2 separate regions of the Homo sapiens genome follow, and region 2 is linked to region 1. The links are chromatin contacts, found by Hi-C or POLR2A ChIA-PET in ENCODE. All regions are on one chromosome and are shown on one strand. Each heading gives the region's core, a stretch centred on a gene start or an enhancer-like site at or near the end of the contact. The rest is flanking DNA. Distances are from core to core; before and after follow the strand shown. Region 1 has its middle 8.2 kb from the start of GUCA2A. Region 2 overlaps HIVEP3 (HIVEP zinc finger 3).

The links. A loop is a pair of places that touch in the nucleus more often than their neighbours do. ChIA-PET counts read pairs that join two places held with the same protein, here RNA polymerase II (POLR2A). Pooled maps may share reads with other maps.
Region 2: a loop to region 1 is called in a pooled map of heart left ventricle, with 2.3 times the contacts of the local background. The contact joins two enhancer-like sites. A Hi-C loop is called at or near these places in 1 of 168 maps with a recorded cell type or tissue (PC-9) and 2 of 50 pooled maps. POLR2A ChIA-PET finds 5 or more read pairs at or near these places in 2 of 52 experiments (MCF 10A and activated T-cell).

The regions. Positions count from the first base shown.
Region 1 is chr1:42,170,149-42,175,712 of GRCh38, reverse strand. No RefSeq gene overlaps it. Among named protein-coding and RNA genes, the nearest start is that of GUCA2A, 8.2 kb to the right of the region's middle. RefSeq lists enhancers at 1,979-2,606, 3,001-3,295 and a silencer at 2,433-2,650. Within about 2 kb of position 2,937, at least 20 of the 41 ENCODE cell types and tissues checked have a DNase peak (open chromatin) inside an H3K27ac peak, as active enhancers do.
Region 2 is chr1:41,653,848-41,659,411 of GRCh38, reverse strand. All of the region lies in intron 2 of HIVEP3 (HIVEP zinc finger 3), which reads left to right. Among named protein-coding and RNA genes, the nearest start is that of EDN2, 170 kb to the right of the region's middle. Within about 2 kb of position 3,156, at least 2 of the 41 ENCODE cell types and tissues checked have a DNase peak (open chromatin) inside an H3K27ac peak, as active enhancers do.

The DNA.
Region 1 (5,564 bases), core at 1,688-4,187:
TAGGAGAGGCTCCAGGTATGGGCTACCAAGTTGAGTCTTCAAAGGGTCCCAGACAGATGGGAGGAGGTATTGCCATTTATACCATTACCTTGGGCAAGGCATGGGAGCTACCTTAGCATGGGGGTTGTGGGTTGAGGCAAGAGAAGTGCAGGGCTGCTGGTCAAGAGCTGAGCGTAGCAATTCTGTGAGAAATGCTGTCCCCACTTCACTGATGTGGAAACAGGCCCGGAGAGGCTAAGCAACGGGCAGACCAGCCATGTGGCTGGAAGTGAGATTAACCTGGAGTCCCTCCCACTCTAGAAGGGGGACCTTTTCATCAATCCCATGATCTACCCAAAGCCTCAGGCTGCTGCTAACGTAACCCACACAATGCCACCAGAAACATCTTTGGCAGTTTTACAGATAGGGAAACAAGGCCCAGAAAAGTTAACCTGCCCAAATTCTCACAGCTAATAGAGGAGCTGGAATAATTCAGTCCAGACCTAACTCCAGAGTTCATTTCCTTTTACCTCACTGCTATCTAAAAAGAGGAATTTTCCCAAAGCCAAGGATAGTGACTATCCTCCGTGTGTGTGTCCATGTGTCCGTGTGTGTTCCTTGGAGGGAAAGCTGTGCTTCACTCCCATCACAGGTAAGCATTTGTCATTCGCGGTGCCTCTGAAGGACTGTAGTAAGGGCACCACTAAATGTAGTCACCTTGTGCTGATTCAGATGCAGCTGAAGTATACTTCTGCTGATCAAATGAAAAGGCGATTAAGATGCATGTGTAATTCTCAAGGTTTTAAGATACTACAGTGTGCAAAGGGCTGCTGTTTATAGATGTGACCCTTATCAGTTGGGTAAAGGAGTCCTGGAAAAACCATGTAAGCATCAGTTAACATTCACTGAAGGCTTGATAGCTTCTTGGCCTTTTGGCTAAGATCAAATGCATTGAAGGTTTGACTGCATTAAATGCCCTAGAATTACAGCACTATCCTAAAAGCTTCAAGCTGGAAGGGGCCTTAGAAATCAACTAACACAACCCCCACATTTTGTTGTTGGAGAACATTGAGACCCAGAGAGGGAAGGGTCTGCTCACGTTTCACACAGTTAGTTAGGGAAAATTTGGGGGAAGGGAATGAAAGTCATTTGTCTGGCAGCGATTTAAAATTCCTACACATACTGTCTTATTTGATTGCACAATAGTCTGATGATGTAGTACTGTTACTGCCCTCATTTTACAGAAGAAGAAACAGCTTTGGAGAGGTGAGACACAATGGAGTTGTATCATGAATGCGTTCAATCAAAGCATGTAAATTCAGTTGTATATACTTGGCCAAAGAGAGAAGGAATGGAAATTTTAAATAATGTAATGGTGGAGTATCCACCTGTGATGGACATGTGCCCCTGAGTGTGAGATGGAAGATTCAAATCTGAGTCTATAACTGGTATTTGCTTCCATGTACCTTCTGCGTGAGCATCTCATTACTGAGTCAATTCCGGTGGATAAAGAGACATGTGTTTCGTGCAGCATTGTCTTGGGTTCAAGCCAGCAGCTTCCTCCAATGCTCAAAGACAGACTTCAACCAAGAACTAGAAAAACTGGCCGGGTTGGGCTTATTGAGACATGTTTATCCACAAAAGTGCTGCCTTCCCAAAGGATTTTCAAGAGTGATTTTTGAGCTTACCTCCTTGGACTCTTCCCTTAATATATGTGACTAGTCAACATGTACAGAGCAGAGACTTGGTAGCTGACTGCGTCAGAACCAGAATTCAACCCTAGGTCAGGGCTTCAACCCCCAGCTCTCCTGCAGTACCCCTAAGCGATGCTGACCTCAGAAGTACAGAATTGGACAGCTACTCTTTATTAAAAGTTCCTGTTACTTAATATTACTTATCCTAAGCACCTGATGTGGATTATCATACTTACTCTTTGAAGTAACTGTGTGTAGTAGATACTCTTATTATCAACTTCATCTTGCAGAGCCACAGAAATGAAGTCCCTTGCCCAAGGTCATCCAGCTTGTAAGTGGCACAGGTAATAATAGCAACAGTAAAGCTGGGGTTTTGAACCTAGGCCATTCAGCTCCAATGTCTGCGCCATTCACCACCACATTGTGCTGTTTCAGGCCCTGTTCCCGGAGCGACCAGGCGGAGAATGAGGGCCTTAGAACAAAGCCAAAGCTACTTTGCAATTAGGCTGTAGTGAGTGCCTGTGGCCACTAGGGGGCGGGGCTGCCGGCTGTGCACCTTTCCTCTTTTGGAGGGTTTCCTTTACCCTTACTTAGGGCTGTGCTCCCTTTCTCTGCAGCCCCCAGATTTTGGTGCTCCTAAAGAAAGGTAGGGATTCCACTAGCCAGCCTTTAGAATCTGTGCTCCTCCTCTCCTGTGTCAGAGCTTGCTGGAGGAAGCCAAGGAGCCTGTCTAGTTCTCGGCCACATACTGCTGGGGCCCACTCTAGAGCTGCCTCTGAAGTCTGCTGCCCCGTCCCAGCCTCCTGGTGCCTATGGCTCCCCTGCTCCAGGACTCAGGTGGGAGAAGGTGCCCAGTGTCAGCCCCACACTCTGAGGCTCCTCAGGCTCTGCTCCTTCCTCTTCTGGGGCCAGCTAATGCTGGGGGCTGGCATGGTTTCTGCAAGCATACAGAGGGCTGTGGTCCAGCCAGCCATGCGCCTTGCCCACTGGGCAGCTACCCTTGCCACCCCCACCAGCCCTGCCTCTGAGCCGGAGCAGGCCTTGTCTCCACTTGTACACCAACTCCTGCGGCTGTCACAAACAACGATGGTTATTGCCACATTTGCCAGGTCCCTGCCTGGCACTGGACAGCGATTATCTGAGTGAGCATGCCCAGATGCCTTGTGAGGTTGGTGTCATTATCTTTTATGGCTGGACATTGCCAACTCAGAGAGGTGAAGTGATTTGCCCAAGGTCAAAGCCAGCGAGCGAGGCTGGCAAGAGGACAGGAACCCACATCTGCCCCAGGCGTGCCTGCTCTTCTGGAGGGCGTGCTGTCTCTTCCATAGCACTTCCCAGCTGCCCTGACCACCCTCTGGTCACCCTACCCCAGAGGCAGGCCTGAGCTGGCCTCATGGTAGACGGATGGCACCACTCTCACCCCGCATCCCCCAAAGGTCAGAGAGGCAACTTCCTGTCCCAGACAATGGCAATAAATATGTCCAAGGACACTTCCCAACCTTCCCATGCCTGAGTGACAGGCCTTCCTGGAACAGCCCTCTGTTTCCGTGTGACTGTGTGTGTGTGTGTGTGTGTGTGTGTGACCATATGTGAGCAAGGCCTTGTGTGCGTGTGCTCGTGTGCTTGTGTGAGCGTGTGAGTCTGTGGCTGAGCATGTGATACGTTGTAGCCTGTGTGATAGTGACTGGGACTTTGTGTATCTGTGTGTGCCCATAAAGGAGACAGGAGACAGGAAGATTGCTCCTCAAATTTGATGACTTGATAGCCACTCCCTCCTCCCACTAGGATAGGGGAATTTGCAGGAGGAGGGAGACGCTTGCCTGGATTGTAGCTGGGTTCACAGGCACTGTCAGGGTTAGACCTGTGGGTCTGATACACATTTTCTTATCACATCCCTGGCTTGTCCTTGTGGCTTTGAGGACTCCTCCCTCCGTTATCCCTTTGAGCTAGATCCCTGATCTATACCGGCTCCTGCCCCCAGGCATCCCCCCGCCTGCTGCCCTAAAGCTTTTACACCAGAAGTTGCTCCAAGAACAGCAGCTTAGCCTGCATGTTCCCTGCAGGTCCCATAGGCTAGCAAAATACTTGAGGCAATGGGAAGAATTCAGAGTTTGGAGTCAGAAGAAGCTAGAATTCTGTTTGGGTAAGACATTGCCCTCTCTGAGCCTCAGTTTGCTCATCTGTAAAATGGGGATGCAATACTTCACCTCAACGTGTTATTGAGACCATCAGTGAGGAGTCAGATGGCAAAAGCTGCCCTGGCACATATTAGGTTCCCAGGGGCGGTCTTCCCTTCTCTGTCTCCCTCCCTCTCCTCTCCATCTGTTGCCAAGTTGCCAAGACCAGTTGCTTTTCCTGCCATTCTATGCTTCCAATCCACCCCCTGCCCTTCTGGGGCACTGCCAGGGGTGGAACACAGACCTCTCCTGGACCCATGCAGCAGCCATCGCTAGACAGTCCACTTTTAACGCCAAGTGCCAGGGCACTCCTTCTGAATCATGACTCTTACCAAGGCCTCCCCTACTCTGAAAACTCTTGTAGCTCCCTGCTGTCACCAGGTGAAGGGCAAAACTCCTCAGCCCAGTGTGTGAAGCCGCCTTCTCTGGGCTGCTGGCCCATGAGTCCTTGAGACACCCTCTGCTTTCACCTCAGCCGCCCCCGCTTTGCCATTTATGCTTCCTGCTGCCAGGCCTTTGCCTCGCGGCTCTCCCCTCGATGGGTCCAAATCTTCCCATTGATCAAGACCTGTTGCAAATGCCACCTTGTCAGGTAAAGCATTCTCTGATCTGGTGCCAGGAGGACTGGTAGCCTCGGCTTGTTCCTCCCTCATCCCAGGGAGTCTGTACCCATGCCCTACCCTCCCTGTAGCCTGTGGGCTCTGCGAGCGTCTTCTATGGGGGCAGGTGGAGGGAGCTCCAGCTGTGCTCTCCTTCCCTGTCAGCCTTTGGGTGTGGGAGGTTGTCTTGGTGGCCAATGCCCAAAGCAGGCTGGGGGATGCGGGAGAAGGCTGCAGCTGCTGTCCCACTGAGGGGGAGCAGATGGTGAACGGAGTTTCTTCACCGCCTCTTCCTGGTGAGGCCACAGGGCCCTGAGATGACATCGCTGAGCAAACAGCCAGGCACGCCCCCTGCCCACTCCCCAGCTGCCCCCTGGAGCATCAAGGGAAAGAGCCGGGCCACCCAGGGCCTGGGGGTGGGGGAGAGATCCCTCCACCCTAGCCTGGACTTGGGCTTCAGCCAAAAGGCTTCCAATTCCAACTCAGCCATCCACTTTCTGTGTGACATTGAGCACTCTTTCTGAGAGCCTCAGTTTCATCCTCTAAGATGGACATCATTGACCTACCTCACAGGGTCTGACTCAGTGGCGACTCCTTTCTTTTTCCTTTTCCCTAGAAGGGGGCAAAAATGGGTGTTTGGGACCAGGAAGACAGTGCAGAGGAATGGGATGGACTCAATAGAACTTTAGGCTTTTCTTTGGCAGTTGAAAGAAATGGATTCTGTTCTGGGATTTCTAGCTACGTGACCACAGTTGCCACCCAGTCCACCTGGCAATGAGTCTGAAGTATTGTGCTTTCCTCTAGGCTGAGGTAGTCGCATGCTTGTGTCCACACTTATGCTCTCTGTTGGTCGGGTACCCTTGTGCAGTGCACAACCAATACAACTGTACACAGCATCCCTGTATGCACCTTTGGGAAAATTATACTTTCTTAACCTCTCTGAGCTTCAGTTTACCCATGTATAAAATAGGGTTATGTAGTTATTTCTTAGGTGTTTCCAGTGCTGTCAGGAGGTTCACATATATTGTAATGTCTGCCTCAGGCAGTTCTGGATTCTTATAGGAACCAGAGATTGTTACACCCTCCAAGACACATTTACAAGCAGGTTGGAGAGG
Region 2 (5,564 bases), core at 1,907-4,406, 520 kb after region 1:
GAGAAATAATGAATATTAATGGATCAGATAAAGCTAAGTCGTCATATACACTCTGAAGAAACTCAAACAAAGCTGTGTGATGGAGAATGCCAGGGAGGAATGGGAGAAGCTACACGTGGGGGCCCAGAGAGTTCTCTGAGGAGCTGACATTTATCTTGAGATCTGAGTAATAAAGAAGTGACAGCCTTGCAAAGCTTTGGGGAAAGAATATTTGCCATAGAAGAACAGCAGGTACAAAGGCCCTGTAGCAGAAAGGAGCTGGGCTAGGGACCAGGAAGAGGCCATACTTGCAGTTCGCTGCTGATATTCTTGCCAGCACCCTTTGGAGGGGGTAACTGCTGGTGTTTGATCTGAGACCTACTTATCTTCCTGGTTCAATCACTAAAGCCCAACAGTGCATCCTGGGCTTTGTGGGGCGGGGCTGCCCTCTAGATCTGTCCATCCCCAACCCCTGTAAATGAGGAAAAGGTCAGACTTCTAAGGACCCTCTTAGCTCTACCGTTATAGAATTCGATGCTCTGTTTGCAGGAGGTTTTTAGGAGACAATTCAGGTGGTCCATCTGGAAGGATTGTGAATTAGTTGTGCTGCTTCCATTATTAATAACCATGATGTCATACATCTGTGCGGTTCCTGATCGGCTGCAGAGCACTCTCCCTTATTATCCTGTTCACTCTGTGGACTAATCTGCCAAGCGGGGGATGGGATGGAAAGAGTGCAGACACTGCCACACACTGCCGCAGGCTCACCCAGGCCACTTCACCCCCTTGAGCCCCTGCTTCCTCCGCTGCAGAGCAGGATCACAGGAGAACCTGCCTCCCGAGGCTCATGGGGGGGGTGAAGTGAGAACATGCACTTTCAAGGCCCGGGGGTGTAGCAGGCACTTGGTAACTGCTGGTTCCTGTTTTACAGATGAGGAACTCGGAGCTAAGAGGGATCATGACTTTTTTTTGTCTGCTTCTGTGTCCCTAGTCTTCCCAGCCCAGGACTCTGGGTCCATAGTGGGCTTTTAATAACTATTAGGTTGAGTTGAGTTGCCTGTGGTCAAATAACTGGTTTGAGCTAGGACTCAAACCCAGGACTTTGGGCTCCAAAGTCCTTTTTATAAACATCACGCTGTTTGGGAATAATTGCCATTAACAAAGACAAACCTTCACATGCATTTGTGGATGAGTTATTGTTGCTTGGTTGAGAATCTTAGAATTGGAAGGTCTCAGCGGTTTTGAGTTGTGATATTCTTTGTAAACCAATTAACAGATTTCTTAAGAAACATTTTCGAACCTTCCAGAAGAGGGTGTAGTTGTGAGAAAATGGTCTGAGAATTGACAGCAGTGGTTCTTAACCAGGGGTGCCAGGTGCTGTCACCTGAGGGCTTTGAACAGAAGAGCTCCAAGTTCCACCCTGATTGTCTGATCAGAGAGTCTGGGGACAGCATGTGGGCATGTGGAGAAGTGCCCTGGTGCTAGATGTTCTGCCTGGGATGAGAAGCCCAGCCAGCAGGAGGCCCAGGAAGTCAGGCAGGCCTTCCATCTGCCTCCCATTTCCATCTGTCCTTGGCTGTGGCTCCGACCCCCTTGTCCCGGACCTGCAAAGGCCACATGGTAGGAGCATGAGCGATGGCGTCCCACAGACCGGAGTTTATATCTCCTGCTTTCTAGCCCTGTGCCTTTCCTATTTGCTTTGCCTCTCCTAAACCTCAGCTTCCTGATCTGTGATGTGGGAATGCTCACACTTACCTACAGGGTGACAGATGTCTCATTAGATACCTGTGCCTGGCACTTAGTAGGTGAACCATAAACAACAACTAGTTTCAGTTGTTAGGATGAAAAATTACTGAGAATAATAAAAACTGCAGTATTTGTGAATGAATCAGCTGCTCCCAAAGGGGGCAACAAAATAGACCAATTTGCCCCAAACACCAGCCTTTGGGAGGAAGGTACATTCCATGCCATAAACATCAGTCTTTGGGTGAAAGAATTACCAGCTCCGCCATCTTCCTAAACCTCTTCATTGCATAACCATTGCTCCATGGAGAGCTGAGGGCTGAATGGGGACCAGGGCCAGCATCACTTCCCATGCCTCTGACATCGATGGGCTCAGAGACGAGGATGTGAGCTTTGGATATCAGTGTGAGTTTAGGCTTGTGCTCACCTGCATCAGCCTGGTCTCTTGCTCCTGAGGCCACCGTGTGGGTCAATTGGGGTGTAAACACCCGGCTTGTGGGAGTGTCGGGAGGTTGTGCTTCTCACCTTACGCTGTCATTTATTCATTTATTCAACAGTGGATTGGTCCTTCTGGGGGCTCAGCTCTGGGCTAAGCACTAGGAGAGAGTCTGCATCCCCAAGAAGCTCAGAGTTGAGCAAATCTACCACCCACAAGCCACGTGGCCATGTGCAAGTTGTATTTCCTCTCCAGATCTCAGTTTCCTCATCTCTAGAATGGGATCATTCTGGTTACTTCCCCAGAGGAATATTTTGTTGTTTTTAGGGACCCAGCCCAACAGGCTCTGGAGTGCTGTCTAGGCCTTTGGGCCTCTGATGGAGTGGTCGGGCAGGAGAACAAGGGCTTCCTTACCAGGAGGAACTTGACTCTGATGCTGGTCCTGCCCTTTTCTCACTGTGTAATTTGCTGCATTTTTAAGTTCTCTGTGTTTCATTTTCTTCATTTATAAAATGTAGTTATAATGCCTTCATTTCAGGGCACTGTGAGTGTTAGTTGAGATGAGCATGTAAAGTACCTGGCTCTGAACAAATGCAACCCCCGTTTCCTTTCTGTCTGGCTCTTAACTCTGCTGCCTGGTGCATTGCTGCTTTGGAGAGTCATCTCAGCCCATCAGTGCCCAAGTTCAAATACCCAGGAATGGTCAGGGGTGGGCAGACAATCAGATTAGAGCTCCAGGTAATAAGCACGTACGTGTTCCTTGGTGAAAGGCGGGCATGGGGAGATGGTTCCAGCCCACAAAGGAATTGGGGCCAGGGTATGGAGCTGGGAGTCCTGGGTTCTGTTCCTGGAACTGCCACTAACTACTGTGTGTCATTTGCCAGTTCCCTCCCCTGTCTGAACCACAATGTCCTCAGCTGCAGGCTGGCCTGAGGGATCCCCTGGGTTTCTTCCTGCTCTGAGAAGTCCATGGGCCTTTGATGTGCAAGTGCTGAGTGAATACAGTAAGGAAGTGAACTGGCTGCGTGTGGGGCTGTGGGGATTTTACCAGCTTTTTCTAGCCTGGACTCTGTTGGAATTGATTATGTGAGGAGGCCAGCAGACAGGCTCTGGACAAGGAAGAGACTGTGGTTTCTAATTGGCAGAGCCACTCATGGGAGAGGAGGCAGGCAAAGAAACGTTCATGACATTGAATTAAATTAAAAGAAAGGCATTACCCTATTTTTTTTCTTAAAGAAGACCCAAAGGGCTCTGAGCCACCTGCTTACCAAATAGCTTTGCTCTGATTTGAATTCAACAGTATGTTTGGGTGTAAAGAGTTGTTTTCAAGTTACCAGGGTGGAAGCAAGAGATTACAGAGTAAAACCAAGCATATAGTCATTCATTTAGCAGACATCTGTTGAGCCCTCACTATATGTCAGGGCTGCTCTAGGCACTGGGGTACAGCACTGACCAAAACAGACCACAACTGGGGCTCTCAGGGAGCTCATAAACTAGTGGAGGGAGGCCAATCGTGAACAAAGGAACACGGCAATAGGGAATGTGTCAGATGGGTTCAGTGCCATGGAGAAGCATGAAGCAGGGTGGGAAGTTAGAGAATGCCGTGGGGAGGGATTCAGGGGCTCTTTTCTCTCTCTCTCCCTCTCTTTTTTTTTTTTTTTTTTTTTTTTTGAGATGGAGTGTCACTCTGTCACTCAGGCTGGAGTGCAATGGCACAATCTCTTCTCACTACAACCTTCGCCTCCTGGGTTCAAGCAATTCTGTCACCTCAGCGTCCCAAGTAGCTGGGATTACAGGTGCCCGCCACCACACCTGGCTAATTTTTGTACGTTTAGTAGAGACAGGGTTTCCCCATGTTGGCCAGGCTGGTCTTGAACTTCTGACCTCAAGTAATCTGCCCACCTCGGCCTCCCAAAGTGCTGGGATTATGGGCATGAGCCACCGCGCGCGGCCTCAGAGGCTCTTTGCTGTAGGATGGTCAGAGAAGGTATCACTGATATGGTGACCCATGAATGGAGCCATAAAGGAAGTGTAGAACTGAACAGACTAAGGAAAATTTCCTTTCTCTATGGGGCACGTGGAGGTCTATGGAAACATCTCATTTGAAGCTGGAAGGGTCGGCTCGGTCAGACAGCTCAGACTCTGGGCTGTCCTGCTTTGGAAACAGTGTATCAAATATGCTTAATGATAATCGTTACAGCAACTTTAATAATAATAATAGCTGCATGGGACAGGGCTTTAAGCCTTCAAAATGTCTTTCCATGTAGACTGTCTCATTCAGCTCTCTCACAAGCTAGAAGGTATTATCTCCAGACCGCAGTTGAGGAACCTGAGAACTATAGATGTGGGGTGACAAGCCCAGGACTGTGTCAGAAATGAGGGGCAGAATGGACACTCAAACCCAGACTTGCTCTCCACTGGACACTGTGTTTCTCCCTGCAGGGCAGCTGGGATCCACTGTAGTACCCAGCATACCTCCCTGCGTGCAGTAGAGAATGGTGTCTATTTCTTGAAAACAATAATAAATCCACAGATGAAGGAGGCATGACAACTTAATACCATGTTGTATACTGGAATGGATTCTGGAACAGAAAAAGGACATTAGTGGAAAAACTGGTGAAATAGTTACTAGTAATGTACCAATGTTAATGTCTTAGTTCTGACAAATATACCTTGTTATGTAAGATGTTCACATGGAAGGAAACTGAGTAGAAGCTATATGGGGTCTCTGTTCTATCTTTGCAACTTTTCTGTCAATCTAAAACTATTCCAAAAATGAACATTTTATTTAAAAATAAATGAATGAATCCATATACACTTCCACTAGCTGTCCTCCTAAGGGTTGCTTAGGAAAGCCATAAAGAGTCATTAAGTAATTAAATCTCTGTTACTGGTCATCCTAAGCAACTATCCTGAGTTGCCTGTGTGAGAAGGAGCAAAATTATAAACCAGTGCCTGTAACAACACTGGCAGAGGAATTTTCTATTGGAGATTCCTTCCCCAGGGACTGCCCCCACGTGAATTTCATGTATACCGTATAACTTACATTTTAACCTAGGCCAAGTATGCCCTTTGTATTCAGTGAAAGTTCACCAACTCAATTTCACTTGATGCTATAACAGACAGAAACATAGTTTTACTTGTAGAGCTATATCAAGTGACTATATATCTATATAATGAATTGCAGTGACGATAGCTGGGAAGGAGTAGGTGCAAGGAGAACAGAGTCAGAAGAGTCAGAGGGCTGGAAAGGCCTTTAAAGGTAATCTGGTTTTTTTTTTTTTTTTTTTTTTTTTTTTTGCAGTAGAAAATATTTAGGCCCAGGGAGAGGTGTCTCATGGAGTGGATGAAAGAGAACAGGGGCCAGGGGATTTTGAGGCTTAGTGCCTCATTCTCCATTCACAGA